3 separate regions of the Homo sapiens genome follow, and all the other regions are linked to region 1. Evidence: chromatin loops called from intact Hi-C (ENCODE). Cell type or tissue: PC-3. All regions are shown on one strand.

The links. A loop is a pair of places that touch in the nucleus more often than their neighbours do. Peaks named below come from ENCODE experiments on the same cell type or tissue, not always from the same donor. Only the 100,000 strongest peaks of a DNase experiment are listed, where the experiment ranks them.
Region 2: it touches region 1 in a loop (6-fold over the local background); 9 of 110 quality-filtered maps call a loop at or near these places.
Region 3: it touches region 1 in a loop (4-fold over the local background); 11 of 110 quality-filtered maps call a loop at or near these places.

Annotation. Positions count from the first base shown.
Region 1 is chr14:31,930,716-31,938,715 of GRCh38, forward strand. No RefSeq gene overlaps it. Among named protein-coding and RNA genes, the nearest start is that of LINC02313, 10 kb to the right of the region's middle. RefSeq lists enhancers at 3,830-4,486, 3,988-4,282. In PC-3, a CTCF peak has its summit at 4,161 (motif pointing right); DNase peaks (open chromatin) are centred at 3,146, 4,156 and 7,196; H3K27ac peaks cover 1,833 bases.
Region 2 is chr14:31,987,665-31,995,664 of GRCh38, forward strand. No RefSeq gene overlaps it. Among named protein-coding and RNA genes, the nearest start is that of LINC02313, 47 kb to the left of the region's middle. In PC-3, no CTCF peak of the experiment used is centred here; a DNase peak (open chromatin) is centred at 4,617; H3K27ac peaks cover 2,340 bases.
Region 3 is chr14:32,003,110-32,011,109 of GRCh38, forward strand. No RefSeq gene overlaps it. Among named protein-coding and RNA genes, the nearest start is that of LINC02313, 62 kb to the left of the region's middle. In PC-3, a CTCF peak has its summit at 1,318; DNase peaks (open chromatin) are centred at 1,392, 3,802 and 7,652; H3K4me3 peaks cover 164 bases; H3K27ac peaks cover 3,119 bases.

The DNA.
Region 1 (8,000 bases):
TGTGCTAAGTGCTGTAATATATTAACAAATTTAGTCTTTAAACAACCCCATCTACAAAAAGGTCACCTTTTTGTAGATGAGGTAACTGAGACTTAGGAATAAGGCTTAGTAGTAAGGCTAAGGTCACATATCTGTTAGAATTTGAGCACAGCCTCTTGGGCTCCAGAGCCCACAGCGATGCAATACTGTATCCCTAACTCAAATTTATAGAACAGAGATGCTTATCTCAGAGTGTTGTGGTGAGGATTGGATGCAATAAAGTGTGAAAAGTGATTCGCACTGGCTCTTTAAGTGTTCAAAAAATGTTCATTTGCCACCCTTTTCCTTCCATTCAAGTGAGCATCTCATATCTTAAATACTGCACATTTTTTAAGTGCCTGACACAGAGTGGGTGCTCATTGGGTAGTAACTACCCCCATTATTACAGTGCATGCTTTGAAGTCCCCTCCCAGTCCTGACTGTTCTCTTCTAGTTCAGTTGGATTCTTCCTTTCTTTTTTTTTTTTTTTTTTTTTTTGAGACGGAGTCTCGCTCTGTGGCCCAGGCTGGAGTGCTGTGGCTCGATATCGGCTCACTGCAAGCTCCGCCTCCTGGGTTCATGCCATTCTCCTGCCTCAGCCTCTGGAGTAGCTGGGACTGCAGAAGCCCACCACTATGCCCGGCTAATTTTTTGTATTTTTTAGTAGAGACAGGGTTTCACCGTGTTAGCCAGGATGGTCTCGATCTCCTGGCCTCGTGATCCACCCGCCTCGGCCTCCCAAAGTGCTGGGATTACAGGCGTGAGCCACCGCACCCGGCCTCTTTCTTTCTTTCTTTCTTTCTTTCCTTCTTTCTTTCTTTCTTTCTTTCTTTCTTTCTTTCTTTCTTTCTTTCTTTCTTTCTTTCTTTCTTTTCTTTCCTTCCTTCCTTCCTTCCTTCCTTCCTTCCTTCCTTCCTTCCTTCCTCTCTCTCTCTCTCTTTCTTTCTTTCTCTCTTTCTTTCTTTCTTTCTTTCTTTCTTTCTTTCTTTCTTTCTTTCAGGTTCTCACTCTGTCACCTAGGCTGGAGGGCAGTGGTGCAATGATGGCTCACTAAGGTCTCAAACTCCTGGGCTCAAAGAATCCTCCCACCTCAGCCTCTAAAGTAGCCACCATGCCCAGCTATTTTTTTTTTTTTTTATTCTTTGTAGAAACAGGGTCTCACTATGTTGGCCAAGCTGGTCCTGAACTCCTGGCCTCAAGTGATCCTTCTGCCTCAGCATCCCAAAATGCTGGGATCTAAGATCCAATCTAAGATCCAGCTGAGGCACAAGCCACCACACCCAGCCTCAATTGGATCTTAGATTTTGGTGCCCAGAAGTGTACATGCTACACCAGGGGTGGGCTTGAATAAAGCAGAGTGGAAGGGGACAATCACCTGCCTCCCCAGAGTGCACGATGTCCTATTACTAGTATGTTTAATAATACTAATATTAGTATAATAGTATACTAATATTATTAGTATATCTTAGGAGACATTACTATTTCTGCTAGTCATTTACACTGTCAGTATTGAAATTATGGTCAGTCAGATCCTTGACATCTCTTTACTTAGGCTGTTGCTCGTCCACACCTCACTTGGCCTGCCTTTCATTTTTCCTTTTAGAAAAAAAAGAGATACCTTTTCCAAAAATATCTTCTTTTTTTCTGATTAAATACTACAAGTTTGTTGTGGAAACTTTGAAAATGCAGAAACGTACAAAGAAGGAAATCAAAGTTACCATGAACAGCATGATCCAGAGATAACCTCTGTTAATATCTGCATATGTATATTTCCAATATGTGTATGTGCTTCTTTTTTATAAAATTAGGATCATGCTGTTTGCCATTCAAAATATATCCTGAGTCTGACACTTTTCACCATTTTTTCCCAACATAAGTCACCTCTATCTTTTTCTTAAACTACTGTAAAACTACTAAACTACTATCCCCTAAAATTGGTTTCCCTGCTTCCATTCTTACTCCCCTACACTCTGTTCTCCAAAAAATAACCATTGTGATCCTTTAAAATCCTGACTCTCTCCTGCTCAGAGTCATCCAGTGGCTTCCCATATCACGTAAAATGAAACCCCAATCGCTCCTTACTCTGGCCTGCAGGGGCCTGTGTGATGGGCCTTCTCCAGCTTCGTTCTTCCTTTCCTTCTGTTCTCCCCTCTGCTTACCTACTCCATCTCCAGGGCTTCTTTCCAGCTCAAGCCCTTTCCTGTTGAGAGCATTTGCTTTCCCCAGCGCTACGAGGCTCAGTCCATTTCAGCCCCTGATCCCATACCCTCTCTCAGGGACCACCTTGCCCAAACAGTACCTCTGCCTCCATCATTCTCCTTTCCCTTTCCCTGATTCATTTTCCTTATTAGAGTAATTAGTCTTCTGTAACATGACTGTATTTTTATTTATGTACATATTTATTTGCTTGTTTATTTGTACCCTGTGATCTACGTCTTCCCATTCTCCCACCCCTGGCCACTGGTAATGACTGTTCTACTCTCTGCTTCTATGTATTTGATTTTTTTTTTTTTTTTTTTTTTTTTTAGACGGAGTCGCATTCTGTCTCCTAGGCTGGAGTGCAGCGGCACGATCTTGGCTCACTGCAACCTCCGCCTCCTGGGTTCAAGCGATTCTCCTGCCTCAGCGTCCCAAGTAGGTGGGACTACAGACACCCACCACCAAGCCCGGGTAATTTTTGTATTTTTAGTAGAGACAGGGTTTCACCATATTGGCCAGGCTGGTCTTGAACTCCTGACCTTGTGATCCGCCCGCCTTGGCCTCTCAAAGTGCTAGGATTACAGGCGTGAGCCAGCACGCCCAGTGTATTTGATTTTTTTAAGATTCCACATATAAGTGAGATAATATAATATTTTCTCTATGTCTGGCTTATTTCACTTAGCATAATGTCCTTTTTATGTTGTCACAAATGGCCGGATCTCCTTTTTTAAGGGTGACTAATATCCCATTGTGTATATATATCTATAGATATATATAGATATCTATAGATATCTATAGATACATATACACACACAACACAATTTCTGTTTTCATCCATTTGTTGAAGGACAACTTTAGTTGTTCCATATCTTGGCTATTGTGAATAATGCAGTGAACATAAGAGCACAGTTATCTTTACGAGGCGGTGATTTCATTTCCTTTGGGTATATACCCAGAAGAGGATGCCAGGTCATATTACAGTTCTATTTTTAGTTTATTTAGGAACCTCCCTACTGTTTTCCACAATGGCTGCACCAATCTACATTCCCACCGCATTGCAAAGGGGTTCCTTTTCTCCATCCCCTTGTCAACACTGATCTCTTGTCTTTTTATAATAGCCAACCTAACAGGTGTGAGATGATATCTCATTGTGATTTTGATTTGCATTTCCATGATGATTGGTGATGTTGAGTACCTTTTCATATAACTGTTGGTTATGAAAGTATAAAAAGTAATTTTTATACTTTCTTTGGAGAAATGTCTATTCAGGTCCTTTGCCTATATTTTAATCTGGTTATTCATATTTTTGCTTTTGAGTTGTGTGTGTTCCTTATATGTTTTAGATATTAGCCCCTTATCAAATATATGGTTTGCAAATATTATCTCCCAACCTGTAGGCTGCCTTTTCATTTCGATTGTTTCCTTTGCTGTGCAGAAGCTTTTTAATTTGATGTAGTCCCACTTGTTTATTTTTGCTTTTGTTGCCTGCCACATGATTTTAATGGCTGTAATAGTCTATCATATGTATGTACTATAAGTCTCCTATTGTTAGACTTTTAGGTTGTTTTCCTTCTGGGGTAGTGTAAGTTATAGTCAATATCTTATTTTTACAGCTTTCATCTTGTGAGATTCCATCACTTCCTGACACAAAGTGATCCCATTTATAATGGGATCCCATTTATAATGATAATTTCTATAATCAGGTACTATTCTAAATGCTTTACGTACTAATTTAATCTACCTCATATAGTAAGGTATATACAATCATTATCTCCACTTTCCAGATAGGGAAATTGAGTCCGATAGTGTAAGTAACTTCTTTAACATCACACAATTAGTAAGTGGTAGAGCTGGGATTCCAACAGGTCTCTACTTCCGCAGCCTGAGCTCTCAACCCCTCCTCCACCTCACCAGCTGCCTCCTGATCTTTCTCCCAGCAGATGTCAGCAAACTTCCTTTGTCTTGCAGATCATTACTGTTTTTGTATAGAGAGGCACTGAAGACCAAGTCATGTGCCAATTCACATCTTTGTACAGAATAATATTATCCTGTTCTCCAGTCCTTTTAGCGGATTATAGCTGAGCTCCTCTGAATATTCCTTACTGTATTATCATGGAGCTTGTATTTCTCTACCTTGTCCACAAAGAAAGTGTGCTGACTTGTTTGTCACCATTTTCTAACTAGACAATGGAACAGTTACTACCTGAGGAACCCTGTCAGAGAGGAGATGAGGTTAGTCTGACCAGCATTCATCTTCCTGGGTCAACACAAGGTGTCTAAGCTGCGTTAGAATTTTGCTAAAAGTCCCTGTTAATAAAACGGAGACATTTGCCCCTCTGCAAGTTTCTGCAAGTTCTACCATGCTTCATAAAGTCTCATATATTATAATATTTCCATTTTTTTCAGATGTCAGATATTGTAAATGAATTCCTGTTATTTTAGGGTCCTAGAGCTGCTTATTTTACTGTTCCTGTTGCAGTGAGTATTGGGGTGCCTGTATAGACGGTGCTGAGATGTAATTCATCTGAGGCTGGAGACTTAAATGCAGCAGCCAGGTGCTCTCCTCCTACTTCCTCACTATCACAGACTTTAATTTCCTCTTGGCCATATTTTTGTTCTTCTTTCTGGCTCGAAGGTCATTCCTGATAAAGAAGATGGAAGCAAACTAGGAGTTGAGTAATTCTGTTTTCACTGTATCATCTCTAAATTAACTGTGTCATCTGCCCCCAGCAGGAGGCCAAACTCTTCTCTTGTTCTTTTTCTTGTTCTGAACCCACCCCAGTGGCTCCTGGTGTATTTTATGTGTGCATTCTCCTGTGCCCCAGCCTTCTACTTCCGTGACTTGATTCTTTCTTTTGATGCCACTCCTTTGTATCTGCTGTTGGCTGCAAATTCCTCCTTCCTGCCTTTGTGAGTGTCCTTGTAAAATATAAGCTCATTGGAGACAGTAATTTTTTTGGATAGTTCCCTCTCTTCCTCCTCTCCAGAGTAGAGTCAGAATTAAATTAGGTGGAGCCTCCAGTCTTTCTAGAACCAAGTTCTACATGATTAGAGTCTCTGACCATGGAATCAAAGAGCATTTAGCCTTGTGCCTTACATATAGGAAGTCTGCAATAATGGTAACAATAATAACAACAATAATAACCTTTACTGAGTGTTCACCATAATAGTAAACCATACTAGGGGCTTTATATATGTGATCTCATTTAATTCTCAATGTTGACATATAAGGTAGGTCTTATTATTCACGATTACAGATGAGGATATTGAGATACAGAGAGGTGACATTTGCACAGCCGTAAGGACAGCGCCAAGAGCCTGACTCAGGTCTGTCCAGATTCCTGAGCGTGTACTTTAACCTCCACATTCTGCTGCCCTCTGAGATTTAATCCACTGAATCACCTTCTTTTCTCTGGACTTGTAGAGTTCTTCATTCTTGCAGTCTCAGGAACATAGACGGCTTGCATTCACTTCCTTGGCTCTTGAGAATCACATAGTGACAAGGTCCTTTTCTGTCTAAGTGCCAGTCGATTCCATTGTGTTATCCACCTAGTTCACCTTTAATGGCCAAAATTAGATCCAAGCAGTAGCTCCCTCACAACATCCTTGTCCCTCTGTGACATGAAGTTGTCAGTAGAGCAAGGCCTGAGTGAATTGGATGCTCTGCTTCTGACAGAGTGGGGCTCCTAACAGACCTCTGGATTGTTCTTCCATCATCCCTCAGCCTGCAGAGAACAGAGCCTGATGGTGGGAGTGACAGGTACACCTAATGGGTGGGCCCAAGGGCAACCAGCCTCTCCTTGCCCCCTCCCCACTGAGCTTTCTGTGCTCTGGGAATATTATGCTGGCTTGAAGGTTTTTCTTCAACTATGATTTACATGCCACCTATTCTCAAAAAGAATGTGAAGTAATTTACAATAAAACATGTCTAAAACAAGACAATTAAAACATATTTTTAAAAGAGAGGCAGATGGAGAGAGGTCAGAAATCACTTGGTTTGAATCCCTGACAAGAAGTTATAGCACATGAATGCATTTTGATCAATTCTCGATACAAATGTCTGGGTGTGTAGGAATGGGGAAAAAACTCTGCGGAGTGGGGAACCTTGAACCTCATGGGCCCCATCCTCCACCTGGAGCCAAAATCAAGTGACATCATGCCTAGCAATGCCTGTGAAAATATTAATTCAGGCCGGGCGCGGTGGCTCACGCCTGTAATCCCAGCACTTTGGGAGGCCGAGGCGGGCGGATCACGAGGTCAGGAGATCGAGACCATCCCGGCTAAAACGGTGAAACCCCGTCTCTACTAAAAGTACAAAAAATTAGCCGGGCGTAGTGGCGGGCGCCTGTAGTCCCAGCTACTTGGGAGGCTGAGGCAGGAGAATGGCGTGAACCCGGGAGGCGGAGCTTGCAGTGAGCCGAGATCCCGCCACTGCACTCCTGCCTGGGCGACAGAGCGAGACTCCGTCTCAAAAAAAAAAAAAAAGAAAATATTAATTCATACTATCTGTCTCAGGAAGCCTCGGGGAAGGCAGCAGAGGAACCGCTGCATGTGTGAACTCTAAGTTTAGTGTAGCCAGTTTGCCCAAGGGTCAGAGCCAAGATAATTCATCACTGTCACAGACAAAAGGCCTCCATAAATTTGTCTTTAAATTTTAATACCTAAATCACATATTATACAGACAGAACTCACACAACCCATCTATTGCTCTGTTATAATTTTTAAGGACAAAAATGGTATAAATCATAACAGGACTTTTAAAATTATCACAGTTGTTTCAAGAGATGCTATGCTATAGCTTTTCTGTTAGACAAGATTCCAGTAGGAAATGGATGACTGAAGAATGAATGAATGAATGAATGAATGAGTGAGTGCCTACATGGTCCCATGACACCAGTGAATCAGTTTCATACTAGCTGTGACAAACAGTTCATTCAGTAGAGCTGAGCATGACTTCTGGCGGCACTTCCTGTCATGATGTAGGCTGATACTGTGGGAGCTCTGAGTCAGAACTGCAGCCAGCAACATGACTCAGGGCATTGAGGTCAGGGCAGGGGAGCTCAGGCACTCCTCTGACCCTTGTCTAGGTGTGCACCTACAACTCCCTTGATAGGTTTACATATGACCAACTTCATTTGATAGACAGAAAAATAGAGAAGGAACGTTGGTGATGGAGGGTTGGCTTATGACTTTCTATATCATTAGAGATGTAACAAACACTCGCAGTGACCAGATGAATCAGAAGGAAGATTTCTTGAGGTCCCTGGTAGGCATATTTCCTCTTACCTTCAATTCTATGGGGCATTTCTGTAGTTTGTTGAATGGAATCAAAGTGTTAAGGCAACCTAGAAACTAAGTACTAGCCAGGTTCAGTTAGAGGCAATCAAACAATGAAATATCAGGCAACAGATTTAACTAAAACTGTTCTCTTAATCCTTTTTTTTTTTTTTTTTTTTTTTTTTGGAGACAGAGTCTTGCTGTGTCACCCAGGCTGGAGTGCAGTGGTGTGATCTCAGCTCACTGTAACCTCCACCTCCCGGGTGCAAGCAATTCTCCTACCTCAGCCTCCTGAGTAGCTGGGACTACAGGCTCCCGCCACCATGCCCAGCTAATTTTTTGTATCTTTAGTAGAGATGGGGTTTCATCGTGTTAGCCAGAATGGTCTTGATCTCCTGACCTAGTGATCCACCTGCCTCAGCCTCCCAAAGTGCTGGGATTACAGGCGTGAGCCACCATGCCCGGCCTCCTTTCTGTTTTCTTAATGTGAAGGTTTTTAAGTATGT
Region 2 (8,000 bases), 57 kb after region 1:
TGTCCCAGGCAGAGAGCGGGGGAAATTGTGGGGCTCATCTCATGTTTCCCTTCTGTCAGGAATTACAGTCCTATGATGCTGATATGGTTTAGACCTGTCTCCTCACCAAATCTCATGTGAAATGTAATCCCCAGTGTTGGAGGTGGGGCCTGGTGAGAGGTATTTGGATCATGGGGGCAGATCCCTCAGAATGGCTTAGCTTCATTCCTTTGGTGATGAATGAGTTCACATGAGATCTGGTTGTTTAAAAGTGTGTGGCATCTCCCACTCTCTCTTTCTCTTACTCCCACTCAAGCCATGTGAGCCGCCTGCTCCCCCTTCACCTTCTGTCATGATTGTAAGCTTCTGTGGCCTCCCCAGAAGCAAATGTTGGTGCTGTGCTTCCTGTATAGCCTACAAAACTGTGAGTCAGTTAAACCTGTTGTTTTTTTTTTTAAATAAATTATCCAGTCTCAGGTATTTCTTTATAGCAACACAAGAGTGGTCTACACAGAAAATTGGTACTAAGGAATGGAGCGTTGCTATGAAGATACCTCAAAATGTGGAAGCAGCTTTGGAACTGGGTAATGAGCAGAGATTAGAAGAGTTTGGAGGGCTCAGCAGAAGAAGGGAAAATAAGGGAAAGTTTGCAACTTCTTAGAGACTGGTTAAATGATTGTGACCAAAATGCTGATAGTGACATGGACAATGAAGGCCAAACGGATGAGGTCCCAGATGGAAATGAGGAACTTATTTGTGAACTAGAGCAAAGGTCATGTGTGTTAGGCTTCAGCAAAGTGCTTGGCTGCATTCTATTCATGCTCCAGGGATCTGTGGGAGTTTGAACTTAAGAGTGATGATTTAGGGTATCTGGCAGTGGAAATTTTTAAGCAGCCTGCAGAACTGTGAGCCAATTAAACCTCTTTTCTTATAAATTATTCAGTCTCTGTATTTCTTTATAGCAATGCAAGAACAGCCTAATATAGATGACTGTTTTTCTTTTTCCAAAAACAATGGCCTCGTATATTTTGTTCATTGTTATAGTTTATTTTAGTGGGAAGGAAAGTCAGGTGTCCATTATTCTGTCATTGTGGGACGCTAAAGTCTCTGAACACATTATCTTAAAACTATTTTTGAAATATGGTTAAACACACACACACACACACATACTTGCTTGTATGTGATGCTTGCCAATGAGAAGACAAAACTTCTATAAAGAAAAATATGGTTATCTGTGATCTTCTTTAATAAATATTTTTAAAATATTGCAATTGAAAATGTAACACCATTAATTCACTCATCAAATAGCTAAGTAGAGTCTACATTTTGTATTTCTTAAAGATAAAATCAGTTCCACAAATATTCTTGATAACCCATTTATAAGGCTCTGAAAGTGGCATAAAGAAAATAAGGCAGGGCCTGAGATCAAGAGGCTTTTGTTGTATCAGGAAAGACAGGTCACACATAGAAAACGAGTTAAATATGAAGGCAAGGCAGAATATGATTATATACTAAGCCTGGTCGGAACAAATAGATGAGGCAAGACTGGCTTACCTTCCCCTTCTAGCTGGAGGGGCACCTCTGCATCAAACACGATTCCCCACACACACCCAAGTCACAGAAGCTGGACTAAAATCGGATGCCTAACCCAAAGGGTACCAACCTATAGATAGGGCTTAACCAGTGAGATTTCCCACTAAGGATTTGAATTAAGAGGCTCAGAGATTGCAGTCAGTTGGTAGTAGATGTTTGGCCAGTAAGATCATGTCGAGTTGGCAATGGAATGGGCACTAGGTCAAGCCAAAGTCATGGCCAAGTTGTGGCTATGAAGGAGTAAGAACCATAGGTGAGCAGTCTTCAGAGAGACTAGGGTAGATACACCAAGAGAAATAGCAATATTCCAGAGGCAGAGGGAAAACTATAGAATTCTACCTGAGAATTTTCCAGTTCAGTCTTCTTTGTGCTTCTAATATTAAATTCCTATAATAGTCTACAGTATCCTTTCAATAACTCTCTTTTTACTTGAGATGGTTTTAGTGTTTGGTTTTCGTCTCATATAGTGAAATACAGTCTAACTAGAATCACGGTTTAGGTGAAAAGCGCTGTAGGAATTAAGCCAAGATAGAAATTACTCCAGGCTATAGAAGTCAAAGAAGGCTTCATGGAGGAGATCAAACCGAAGGTTCATCTCAAAGAAAAAGCTAGTTTGAAGGGACTAGTGTGTGGGTGACCTTTGCATGGCTCAAAAATGCCCTTTGTAGTCCATATTATACAAGCTTTAAAAATAAACCACTAACTTAAATTTTGTACTGTGTTCCCATCAGTCATTGACAGTTTCTCCTTTATTTGCTTCCTATGTAAAAGGGTAAACCATCTAGTTCTTTGAGAGGTGTCAAGATTTCAGTATGCTCTGTTTTACTCTCTTTTGGTTTTGTATGTTACACTTCAGGCAAAGAGCTGCAGTCAAAAGTTACAGAAAAGCTGTTAAAACTCCATGGAATTATTTTTATTTTCACTTCATCCTGGCTGATCCTGCTTATATTTATTTATTTATTCCCTGCTTATAAAATGTAGAATCATTGTGGGTAGCACTAGCACTAAATGAGCATTTAGAACGCTAGGCTTTAATTCCAGCTTGGATAATTGCTTTGCTGCTTCCCAGAATTTTGACTCACTTTCCCCATCTGTAAAGAGAGTGAGTATTGAAGTTCTTAGACCTCGCTTCGTGTCAGAATAATGTGTCATTATGGGAACTAATGAGATCATGTTCATAAGAGGATTTGTTTTCTTCATTGTGGTGAAACATCAGAGATGGAAATCCACCCAGCAATTGTTGTCATAATAATTATAGTAAGCAATTAAAAAACATACAACAGCGGTGGTTTTCTACTTTTTCTCTAATTATAAAGAAGATTAGGAAGGGAGAAGGAAGGGGTTGCAAAATGAAAACCAGACTTGCTTTGAATGAGATAGCATCTGACTTTTCCCTGGAGGTAGAGGCAGATAAACAGTCTCCGAAGGAATAATTTCCTAATCCTTTACTCTGCATCACCACAACCTTCTCACTGTCTCCTTTCAGAGGGGACCAATGAAAACAGCTCTGTTCTTAACGAATGCTTTCCTATTTGTTGGGATAAATGGTGACATTTGGTGTAATGGTATTGCAGGTCAGTTTGAATAATTGCTTGCTGTGAAGAGATCCTGAAGCAGAAGACAAAAACTGTAAGCAACACCAGATAGGAACAGTATGAAATTTGTAATGCCCAGAGAAATAAGGGCTTCATTTTGCAGGTTTTGGATGGTCTGTATTTATGTACAGAGAGCATTCTGTTATGTGTTGGGAGAAATACCAGGCAAGGCTGCATGAGTGATAATGTTCCCGGAAGAGAAAAACGAGGAACTAGAAGGCAACCAACTATCATAAAAGTAATTAATTGTTTTACTTTTTAATGGTCTGGCAAGAATGCCTTTTTAAAAAAATGAATCATACAAATGGGACCGTGATGTCAGACAGACTGTCCATTGAGACTTAAGAGACTAGTTCCTGCTGTAAATTATTTTAATGAGTTCATTTCTAAAATGTTTTATGAGGTTGAGAAGTGTGGTGTCAAATTATTTTTCTTAAATCTCTCATCGCTTTAAATGGCTTTCAGAGTACGTTTCAGGGTAACATTTCCTTTCAGAAATTCCTTCCAAGTTTAGTGGCTGTTGTTTTACCAATCAGGTCTTTCTCCAAGGATGGTTTTAGTGCACGATTTTTCATGACTCAGCTCAAAATGAACAAGACCTCATTGTTGGCTTTCTTGTTTTTGCACCAGCATTATTGACAAGATCTGCATAACTCTTGGAAAAAGGTCTGTTGTCTAACCAAGCTACTATGGAAACCTGATCCAGGCCATTTAGAAGCCTGATGCCTTTTCCTCTTGAATTTGTGAAGAAGTTTGAGACTGGTCAAAGTTCCCTTAGAAAATATTCATCAAGGCAGAGGAACACAGCTTGTTCACTGCATTTCACTTTTCATCTTAAATAAGCTTTGCAAATAGACTCACTGGCCCAGGGTGAAGGGGGCACTGCCGAGAGGGCATTATAAAGCATGAAGATTTCACTTATTTTGTTCCTTATGTTCTGACTAGGCAGGAGCAGGGAGGAGCAACAGCTTGGCTTATTTTTTTCTTTTTCTTTTTTTTTTAAGCACACTCACGAAAGTGATGGTTGGAAAAATATTGTAGATGCCTGCTCTACATCAGTAAATAATTCTATATTCATTAGAAGCATTCAAGCTTTACCTCAAACATGCAGGTTCTAAAGAGAAGCCCAGAAATGCAGTCTACACTCCGCTCTCCCTTAAGAATCTTCCTTCCCCCGCTCCTTTCCTTAAATACCAAATTGAAAAAGAACAGAACACTTGAGGAAGATGAAGAAAGAGTCCATGCATCACCTTGGGAGCCTACTCTGCCTTATATAGAGAGAAGCACTAGGAATGACCTAAGCTGTGTCTAGTCAAGGGCTTTGCTCAATAAATTCTCCAGGCCACTTCCTTTCTTTGTTTATTGCCAAGTATTCTGAGGTCTTAAAAGGGTAGAGGGAGACTTCACTTCCAGTATCTTTAGGTATAAATCTTATCCCAGTAAAACAAGGCTTGCACAATTTATAATGTGGCTATTCATCACTATTTATGATTCATATGTACTTAACACTTTATGATGACTCTGACCACAGCCGTCTCTCATGGAACATATGCCAGAGGAGTAGAGCCTTGGGGATGTCTCCTGTTAATATTGACAGGATTCCTTACTGCATGACAACTGGGAACTGAGTGTCTGTGAGTGAGCGATGGCCTCCTTCTTGAGATTGATGTGTATGATGTACCTGTGGTGTGCTTGGTAGGGTACAGAACCTGAGGAGATCACAGTTTTCTTTCATCCTTCCTAGAGGTGATGATAATATGACCCCACCATTATCTGGGGTAAATGGGATAACTCACAGACTCTACCCCTAATTCTTGTCAATATTTCAAACTCTTTTTCCTGCCAGATCTTTTATGCAAGGTGGAAAATCACTGCTATTGAGGTTTGTCTTTCTCCACTCCTTTGCTCAAGTTATGCAGATCTTGTCAATAATACTGGCACAAAAACAAAGCAAGTGAAAGAGTTTGAATAGTCTGATGCTGGATTATCCTCCTTCAGTGAGCAGGAACCGCAGTCATTTCTGTACCAGAGGGTACAGCTGTTGCTGGGGTGCAGTTTGGCCTTTCTCAGATTTCCCTGAGGAGGAAGAAGTTTTCCCCCACAGTTTCCTTTATAGACTCTAAGCCATTGGTTCAAAGGTTTTCGAGAAGGTGGTCAGATTCCTGGCAGACTCAATGAGAGGCAGATTCTGGGTCTGGGGGAAAAACTATTGTATTATAAAATATTAGATCATTAACTATCAATCACCAAATTTTATTGGGTACCTACCAGGCACTGTTTTAGATGCTTGGGATACATCACTGAACATAAGAGACAAAAATTCCTGCCCTCATGGCGCTTACATTTGAATGGGAACAAACAATAAAAACAAAATAAATAAGTAAGTAAAAAGGCAAGGGATATTGGAATGTTGGAAGGGTACAGTTCTGATTGTAAGCAGTGCTGATTAACCAGGGTGGCCAAGATAGATCTCCTCAAAGAGTGAAATTTGAGGAAACAGTTGAAGGAGTTGAGAGAGTTAGCCTCAGAGATATCTGGAGGGAGAGCATCCAGATGGAAGGGACAGACCAGACAAAGGCCTTAGACAAGAGACTGCTGGTGCATTTGAGGACAGCAAAAAGGCCCTGCAGCTGGAGCACCGTGAGTAATGGGGAGAGTAACAGGAAAGGAGGTCAAAGGCAGTAGGGTGGGACACAGCAGGTAGAGAGTTGTGAGCCATCATAAGGACCTCAGCTTTTACTCTGCGTGAGATGGTCAGCCACTGGACAGTTTGAGCAGAGCAGTGACATGACCTGACCTTTTTAAAGGGTCATTCTAGTCGCTGTACTAAAAATAGGCTCTGGGAGAATGAGCAGAGAGACCAGTTAGAAGGATGAGGCAATAATCAAGGTGACAGATGATAGGGTGCCTCAGAGCAGAGTGGTAGGAATGGCAGAGGAGAGAGAAAGGGAGGACTCTGGATATGTTTTTAAAGCTAAATCCAAAAGGATTTCCTGATGGGTGGGTGAGTGAGTGAGTGAGTAAGTGAGTAAATGTACTCTAGTTCCAGACAGTACTATGATAAGCCTGAGCGGGCTTATCACCACCATAGTGCTTCATGATGATCTCATTCAATTTCTCCCAACAACTATTTGAGATACAGACTGTTTTCATCCATTTTACAGATGAGGAAACTGGGGCTTAGAAAAGTTAAATAGTTTTCCAAGGTCACACAGGTCGGAAGGGGTATATGATTTGAATCTAGGTGTGGGTGACCCAGGCTCCATGCTCAAAAACAGAAGTTGGCAACCTCTTTCTGTAAAGTGACAGAAAATGTGTTTAGGCTTTGTGGACCATGTAGTCTCTGTCCCAGCTTCTCTGTCACTGTACTAAAGCAGTCATAGGCAATATATAACCACCAATGAGAATGGCTGTATTCCAGTAAAACACTTAATTTACAGACACTGAAATTAAAATTTCATATAATTTTCGTGTCATGAAATATTATTATTCTTTTGATTCGTTCCAACTATTTAAAAGTGTAAACACCCTTCTTAGATTGTAGCTCATTAAAAAACAGGCAGTGAGCTGGACTCGGCCCTGGACCATAGTTGTCAATCCCTGCTCTAAAAGATAAAGTCCCTTACCTGATAAGCTTAAAACCTAGAATTTTCCACACACCATGTGTCACCTAGATTTTGATCCTGATAACACTGAGATTTAGAGATAAGGAAGCTGAGGCCCAAAGGGGCTATCACTTGTGAAAGCCACAGAGTGAGAGTGACTGACTGATCTGCTGAATGCTCCTGTGGGCTTCCCGGGGTCATTGCCACGTTTCTTGTTGTTGCTTGCTTTCTGCAGAGCACTGAGGGCAACAGCCAGGAACATCATCAGGGTCCATGCTGGCCTTCAGTGTGCTTAGCTCAGGATCCCCCACTATACACTCTTGAGACCAGAAAGGAAAACAAACCCTGGGCTTGAGAGGAAACTTAAAGAGGACATGTAAGGGATTAATCACACACCTTTCAAGAGACTTAGCTCCCAGCTTCTGAGCCAAACAAAATAATTGTCTGCTGCCAGGCTCTTTGCTTTAAATATAGCTGTCTCAGTGTATTCCTTCTCCCAAGCTCAGACAGTCCTCCTAACTGGGAAGACAAGCATGCCTCCTACATATGGCATTTCTGGCCATTTGTGTCTGTGACAGTCTCTCAGCCCAGGAGTGGTGCAGGACCTGCCACATCAACTGTATTTGTCAGATTCCTTTGAGAATCTGCCTGTGAAGCCCCGGACAAAAAGAGCGCTCATGTGATATTTGGTTCCACGTTAACTGTGAGTCTTTAAACTAACACATATTATAATTTTTGAAGCACTTTTGAGCAAAACTGATTTAAAACATCGGTCAAACAAATGTAAAAAGTACGGCGAGCCTCCTACAGCCTTTAAAGGGGAATGTAGGAGTTAAAAGAGCATCCCAGAGAAGGAGGAGGATGGTGTGTGTGAGGTCAATGGCCTGCTCCTTTTAGAAGTTGTCCCTCGAGTGACCTCTGAATGAGGAGCAGACCACATGCTGCCTGCGCCACAGCACAGGTGAATGGACCCAGGGAGGGCAGCTGCCCATCAGGTGAGAAGTTAGAGACTAGGAGCCGCTGGCCAGGCCTGCAGAGATGATCTGAGACCATTGGTTCCTCTTTTGATAAACTGAGACTGAGAGAGCCAATAGAGAGGTGATGAGGCAAACTCAGAGCTGGGACTATCATGTGGCATGGTACAAGCCGAAGTTCAAGGAAACAGGTAGCCGATGAGAGGAGAAGGTGTGCAATGTGGTAATGGCACAGTGCTGGAAGCAAGATCTTC
Region 3 (8,000 bases), 72 kb after region 1:
GAGAAGGTAAAAGAGCCCAGTCATCACTGCTTAGCCTCCTTCTTTGGAAAAAAAATATATATAAAGGAAGTACCCACCATGTTCCTAGGAGTATAGGTCAGAATAAACAGTGCATTGTGGAGGCATGAAAACAGCATTCTTTAAACATGTTTAGGCTTTAAATTAGAGATTCCCAAGACACACAAGAGTGGAACAAGTGTGAGGGCCAGAAGTTTGAATTAGCTCAATGGGAGCCCTTTCTCTTCTCTTACAAGTACCATGCAGGTGCAACTGAAAGGGATTCAATTGGTGACAGCTAGCGACATGCAAAATTAGAGTCTAAGCCAGGAGGCTCTGGTACTTGGGACTGGAAAAGAAGGTCAGCAGTCAATGGGCAGATTGTGCTGGCTTCTTATCAGGGCTCACAAGCTAAATAGTGCAGGACTTGTCCAATATGCAGATGGGGTAAGAGCAGATTCTTGTTTTCTACTAATGGCCTCATAACTACTGTCAAGTGAGAAGCAATAGCAACAGACAGACAGTGGGGATCTATTTAGAGCAGGAAGAGTGGAATGGCTCATTTTGGCCCAATGTCATGCGACTAGCTCTTCAGCCGCATGCATGGGTCAGGCCTGTCCACCAGAAGCCCAGCTGCTGAGCAGCCTCAGAACACTTACATGGCAGGGAGTCTTTGTTACATGGAGCAGGATATGCTTCTCAGGTGTTTCTGCCCAAGTACCCCACCTGCAGGAGCAAGGAAATGTAACTCCCTGGAAGCCTGGCACTTAGCAGAAGAGTTACTTCAGCGGGAAAATCTGGGTGCACTCTCCCCCTCCGCCATTTTCTTTTGAGACAGAGTCTTGCCCTGTCACCCAGATTGGAGTACAGTGGCACGATCTCAGCTCACTGCAACCTCCGCCTCCCAGGTTCAAGCAATTCTCCTGTCTCAGCTTCCTGAGTAGCTGGGACTACAGGTGTGCACCACCATGCCCAGATAATTTTTATATTTTTAGTAGAGATGGAGTTTCACCATATTGGTCAGGTTGGTCTGGAACTCCTGACCTCAGGTGATCCACCTGCCTCAGCCTCCCAAAGTGCTGGGATTACAGGCGTGAGCCACCATGCCTGGCCCACTCTCCCCTTTTGTGTTAAAAATACATTAGCATGCTATACTTTACTTCATAATATATTGTTTTTAAATAGAAAATTATTCAAATCAGCAATTAAGTCACTTGATATGTCTCAACCCCCAGATCTTTGAGATAAAAGTTGTATTGCAGGAAAATGGGCTTGTTTGTCCCTTGGCTACCAGTACCTGACACATGACTATGTATTGTCAAGGGGGCAGTACTGTGCTTTGGTTTGAGAAACAGCCTCATGGAAACGAGTAGTGATTCCAACAGAAATGTGGTCTTGTGTCTGTGGGGAGAAGGATGCAATCGTCTAATGAGTCATCACTTTATTGCTGCCACCACCACTGCTCCTCCTTTCCATCCTGTGCGCTCATATTGGTATCATTTGAATGGCAGTACCTGCCAATTCTCAGTCATTTATGTACGATAAACAACCATGTGTCTACCCCCTTAATAGATTGAAAAGCTGTGCATTATTGAAACCCACTTGTCTCAGTTTTTCCCAGGCAGAATCGACACAGCCTCTGTCCTCTCTGGATAGAACTATGCAGAACGTTCTGAGACAGAGAAGGTCAAAAGCATTTGGTCACCAACTTCTTCCTTTTTCATTTTGGAGTGGAAATAATGAGCATAAAAGAAGACGGGGAGTTTCCATCTTTCCTTAAGTAGGATAAAAACTGAGAAAAAATTAAAGTAATTCAAGCAAGAAGCTAATCCCTTCTCAACTTCGTAATATGACCAGCTTGGTTCAGGTAATCCATGTGAGATAGACCTGGGAGACTCCACTTGTTTCTAAAAAGCCATGTCTTCAAAGTAAAACAGAATCTAGAGACATATATCAGGTGAAATTCTAGTCTGTTTCCTACATTAACCTAGATGACTCAGACACAGGTGAGATTTTGCCCAAATGGCCCAGATTACCCAATTTCCCATGTCAACGGAGATGACCAAAGACAGCTTGCCCCAAATGAAGAATGTGAATGCAACTGTTTGAAACATACCATGGCCAGAAGAATAATTGGCCAGTTCCTTGAAAAACTTAATTATGAATGTGCTTCCCATTCCATTGCTTTTCTCCTCTCTAGTTGGAAATGTCACTTGAACCACCTGGCAAATTCTAGGAGGCATTCCACCACAAGGCTGAGGATACATTTTCCTGCGGGGATGTCCCGGGAAAGGGAGAACACTTGAGAGGAAATCATAACACCCGCCAAAGCTGAAGACAAATGGCTATGATTTAACCTAGAGGTTCGCCTACAGGCTTGTAGGCGATTCCTACAGGCTTGATTCCTGGAAGCCTTGCTCTTTTAAACGAAGCAAGAGACCCCATGGCTCAGAAGGGATTGCCTCAGTCTGAAATGCTCACCAGCAGGGGTAAGGGCTAGCAGGTGAAAACACTGTCGGGCACGCTGGCTTGCCAAAATCCATAGAAAATGAAAACTCAGCAATCAAACTTGAAATCACTTCTGAAATTCCGGCCGTAAAATCAAGAAGAGAGTTCACATGCCATGTTTTGGAAGTTGTCAATTGGACACTATATTATCAGGAATTTGAAGCATAAAGGAGGCTTCCAGCCCATGCAGCCTGTTAAGGACTAAGTGGGCAGAGCTAACACTTCACTGGGTAAGTAGATCCTACTTACCCAAAAGGTAGCTGGGCAGGTATCAAATTTCCTTTTTTTTTTTTCTTTAATCTTTTTCCTTGCCAAAGTACCAAAGCTGATTCTATCAACCTAACTTGACATCGTACCCAGGGAAAGCCCATACTGGAAACCCAGGGCCGCAGATCAAGATTGTGAGGGGTGCATTCTGAGAGCAGAACTGTTCTGAGTGTGTGTTTAAATGGTGTGCCAGTCTAACAGGCCAGTGAGGAGAAACTAGTCATGGAGTCTTAGAAACCATTGACTGCCTGGACCGAGGAGAGTGACCTGGATGCCTGCTCCCACTTCTTCCATAGCTCCAGTTTATATCCTCTTACTTGGGGCTTGGGCAATATTGCTGATGGAAAAGCCCACCTTTATGCCCTCCCACCTTTCTTTCCCCATGTCTAGCAGCCTGGGCACCTGGGAGCACCTCCTCCCTCCGCCCACCCCCTTCCAGAGGGAGTGATCTAATCAGCAAATTCCCATTGGCTTGTTAATGATTCACGGTGTGGTTTGTTCCAGAAGATGGAAGGCAAAGAATCTCTAATGACGGCATTTCACAGGTGCTGCTGAGCCTGGGAAGCAGTGTTGGTTGGGGATAGGGCCTTTTCATCTCCCCGCAGTCTCTACCACCTTCTCTGACTAGGAGACGATGTGCTCACACTCCCACACTCAGCTTCACACTTTCTGTTGTGACGTGGGTTTGGGCATCTGCTTCCCTGACCCAGAGGAAGCCAGTCTTGCCTGGTGGGTTTCTGTCTAGTATGAGGGAGGAGGAATGGAGTGCCTTTTCTGCAGGCACCTGCACATCTTGGGAGCTTAGAGAGTCTGTGCAAAGGTAAACAGTTACATAAGGAAAGAAAGACTTACTTTAGTCCTGGGTCTTGTGTGGGCCCTGCGGTAGCACGTGGAATATTAAAAAATAATGTGGGGATTACCACCATCTCTTCCGTATTTGTTCTTCTGAGTCATGCTCTAGTTTAAGCAGCAAGAAAGACGATGACCTTTCTCTTCAGTTTACCTTAAAGAGCAGCTGGTGCTTAATGGAAAATTTTGAGAAAGTTGTCGTTATGAACCAATTCAATGGCTGGAGCATTTCCTGCAAAGGCTCTTATCTGGAGAAAGAGGATTTCAGGGTGAGAAAGCTGGCATGACGGGAGGATGAGTCGGGAGGTGGAGGGAAGAGTTAGAATGGCCAAGAGAGCGGGAACAAGCTGCCTGTTGTGGCTGTGGCTCTCAGATTTTCCTTGAGATTTTTTTCTGGACTTTTAACTTGAAGACATGCCCATTTTGAAAGAATTTTTCTTTCTGAAGGATATTTTGGGCTGTAGGCAGGGCAAGAAAGTTCAAGCCCAGACACTGGGGGTTTCTTCTGGCTGTGCTGATAACCTGCTAGGGAAAGGAACAGTTCTATTTTCTTCCCTCGTGTGGAGGTGATAATTCCTGCCTGGATCAGTCTTATAAAAATGTTTGGAAGACTATGTGGTTAATGTTTGGGTGCTAATCTATACCAAATGCTTAAGAAATATGCAGTTAATTCTTAATCTGAAAATTTCTTTGTTGTGATTCTCTTCTCCATGGCAGGTCCGTAATACTGAGTATTAGGATTTGTTAGAAAAAGGCAGCAGGAACAGGTCTCATTATCTATTTAGTTATTTTTCAAAGCTTTCCTTGGGGGAGAAGGCTAATGAATGAGTAAAGACTGTGAAGGAATATACTGTACAGAAGATAGACACTAATTAATCTCCTCCTCTGATGAGGCTGGAGAGAAAAAAAGAAACTTATATTAAAGCAAGAGAGATATAGGTTAGACATAATGAAGAACTTGCCTATTATGAGCATTTTAAGTTGCTGCGCAGGGCAGGCAAAACCATAATTCTGATGGTGGCCAGTATACAAAGCAATGATACCAGCCAAATTTCACAGAAGGAAAGAGTCTATATTATCTGAATAAGTTAGGTCTGCTTTCTGGCATAAGCAGACTTTATTTCCCCACAACCAGCGCTCTAACCTGTGGGTGTGGCAATTATTTTAGAGTCTCTCTCTAGAAAAGTCCCTTTTGGAAACTAGGGCCTTTCTCATCACTGTGTAAGTGAACTCCCTGACAGTTCTAGGAAGACTACAGATTTTTTAAGCTGAGACCGTTTTTTTTCTCTCTCTCTTTCTTTCTTTTAACCTTTTTATTTAGTCTGTTAAACCACCAGAGACACAGATTCCTCCCAAGGGGCTATTTCTGCTTTTCATTTATTGAGACTACCAGGTCATATCACTTGTTTTTGATGAACTCAGAGCTATTTAAAGCTGCTCTTAGGCCTTTAACTGCTTTACTAGATGCCTGCTCTCCCAAGTCACCCTCCTCTTTTCAGTCTGCCCACCCCACTGCCCTTCTTTCCTCTTATATTCTCTCCTGTCCCTCCTGACTGTCTGCAACCCCTTTTATTTTTCCCTGTCCCTTATCTTCTCCTAATAGCTCTCTTTTCTTTCTTTCTCTCTCTCTCTCTCTCTCTCTTTTTTTTGAGACAGGATCTCGCTTTGTCATCCAGGCCGGAATACAGTGGCATGATCATGGCTCACTGCAGCCTCCAACTCCTGGGCTCAAGTGATCCTCCTACCTCAGTCTCCTGAGTAGCTAGGACTATAAGCACACACCACCACACCAGCTAATTTTTAAATTTATTTTTATTTTTATAGAGACAGGGTTTCACTATGTTGCCCAGGCTGGCCTCGAACTCGTGGCCTCAAGCAGTCCTCCTGCCTCAGCCTCCCAAAGTGCTGGTATTACAAGCATAAGCCAATATGCCCAGTCTCTCTCTCTTTCTTTCTTTTCTTTTCTTTCCTTCCTTCCTCCCTCCCTCCCTCCTTTCCTCCCTCTCTCTCTTTCTTTCTCTCTTCCTTCCTTTCTCTCTTTCTCTCTTCCTTCCTCCCTCCCTTCCCCTTCCTTACTTCTTCTCTTTCCTTCCCTTCCATTCCATTCCCTTCCCTTCCTCCCTACCTCCTTCCCTCTCTCCCTCCATCCCTTTCTCCCTCCATTCCTTTTTTCCTTTCTTTCTCTCTGTCTCTTTCTCTCTGTCTCTTTCTCTCTCCCTTTCTTTCTTTCTTTTTCCCTTATGAATCATGTTCTCTGCACCTTCCAGAGCCGTGGTTGGAAAAATTAGATTGCTTCTTGGAATCTACAGTAGAATGTCTGGTTGAAAATCACTTCTGGAAAAGCCAGGATAGCCAGAACAGGCCTTCAGATTTGTTTATTCATTCAACAAATATTTATTGAGCAGCTATTTATGTGCAGACCTCTGAGATTAAAGTTATTGGCAACCTATAAGCCAGAAGAGAGATAGTTTTACCCATTTGACATATAGGCTTAATTGAAGATTAAGGGTTGTCCTAAACAACCTTGTTTTATTCCCTGGCCCTATGTTCATAATCACTAATTATTGCTACAAAACAAAGTGCCCCCAGAGAACTTTTACAAATATTTTAAACATCCTAATGGTCATACTGGTTTGCCTTGGATGTCACTAGATTGTGAATGGTAATTAGTTTTCTTTTTCCAGCTGAGGGCCCCTTAGGCATTGCCATGTCTGGCCCTTTCAAATTCTTTCTGAGCAATTGGTTTCTAGATAATTGTAATCAGTCGTTTCCTATGGGCAAACCCTTCTCAATAATGAGCTCATCATCCCATCAGGTGAAAATGCAGCAGCACAATTAATATTTTGGGGATGAAAACAAATTACTGTTTGCTGAATAATGAGCCCTGAGTCCTGTTTTAGAGCTGAATATGCAGTGCAAGACCAAAATTTAATTCTTTTCATGAGAACTGACAGACTTTACTTCAAACCAACTACACTTCATTAAAACTGTGATAACAGTCTGCAAAGCAGCATAGAAATATTGCAGCTGTGGGCTCTCAGAGAGAAGGAAAGAATCCTTATATTGTTCAAATATGACACAATGCGTTTGTAATGGAGTCACTCCATCCCAGATATATTCGGATTCAATGCACTGATTCTCCTCCCCTGCCACTCGGGTTCACTTAATGGTGAAAGGGAGGCAGCAGCCAAAGCAGCCAATTCTCTTACTTGCTTTAGACTGTACAGAAACTGAGCCACCCGAGTTGGGGGTGCCAGGGTGCAGAAGGATAAGAAGGGTAAATCCCACTGAAGAAGAGTCTGGTACGAGGACCAACAGCAATTTGGGCAGGTCACGTCCAGCCAAGATGTGGAGGAGGAAAATGTGGGTGGAGACTCAATGGGCTTCGTGGAGGTAGAGGTGATGACCACCCTTTGTGACTGCATGAGTCACTCTGCCTTTGGATGAGGGATTTGGGGCCCGAGGCCACTCAGAGAACATCTCCAGGAAGCCTTTTCTAACTCCCCGGACTGTGAGATGGCCTCTCTGTGCTCCCAAGGTGCCTTGAACACACTCCTCTACAGTTCTTACCACCTGCTGAAATTGTCTGCTTTTTCACAGTGGTTGGCACCATGGTCTTTGGAGAAAGGCAGTATGGCTTTGTCACTAATTAGCTGTGTGACCTTAGGCAAGTCACATAACCTCTCTGAGCCTCAGCTTCCTTACAAATAATATTTAATAGGGTAGATGTGGGAATTAAAATGAGTTAGTAAAAGGCCTGGCATATACTAATCGTTATTACCATCATCATTAGTGATATCATCTTTTCTACTCCATCATAAGTTTCTCAAATGCAGGGTTCACATTATTTATCTTCATCTACTAAGAGTTCAGCACACAGATGCTCTCAATAAAGGTCTATTCAACAGATTTCACATCAGCAGCTGCTAGATCATAGTAAGAGGACAGATGTGCCTTTCTTGGGAAGATGATTGCCCTGGAGGAAGCTAACAGTCAACAGTGACTCAGAGATAGTCACCTCCTCCCCTGTGTGTTCACAGTGGTCAGTGAGAAGTGATAGCAATGACCTTTCCTGTGAGAGGTTAGAATAGGAAAGATTTCTTGATAAGAAGATGGTATGACAAATTCAAAGAATCTTTCACCAGAAACAAGCTCTGAGCCAGTGTGACTATTCAGGCCTGTCTCCCAGGAAAAGCTTCCTGATAGAGCCCGGCATTATGTGTGTAGAAAACGTAGCTGTGGGTTAACTTTTTACCCCTCTCCATCTGCACTGCCTTTAGTGGGCTTCCAGTGGTGGGGGTTGGGGGCGTTCTCTGGTTAGCTTGGCTGCCCACACTGTGCCTATGTGTGCTATGCACTCACACGGGCCTCAGTCCTAA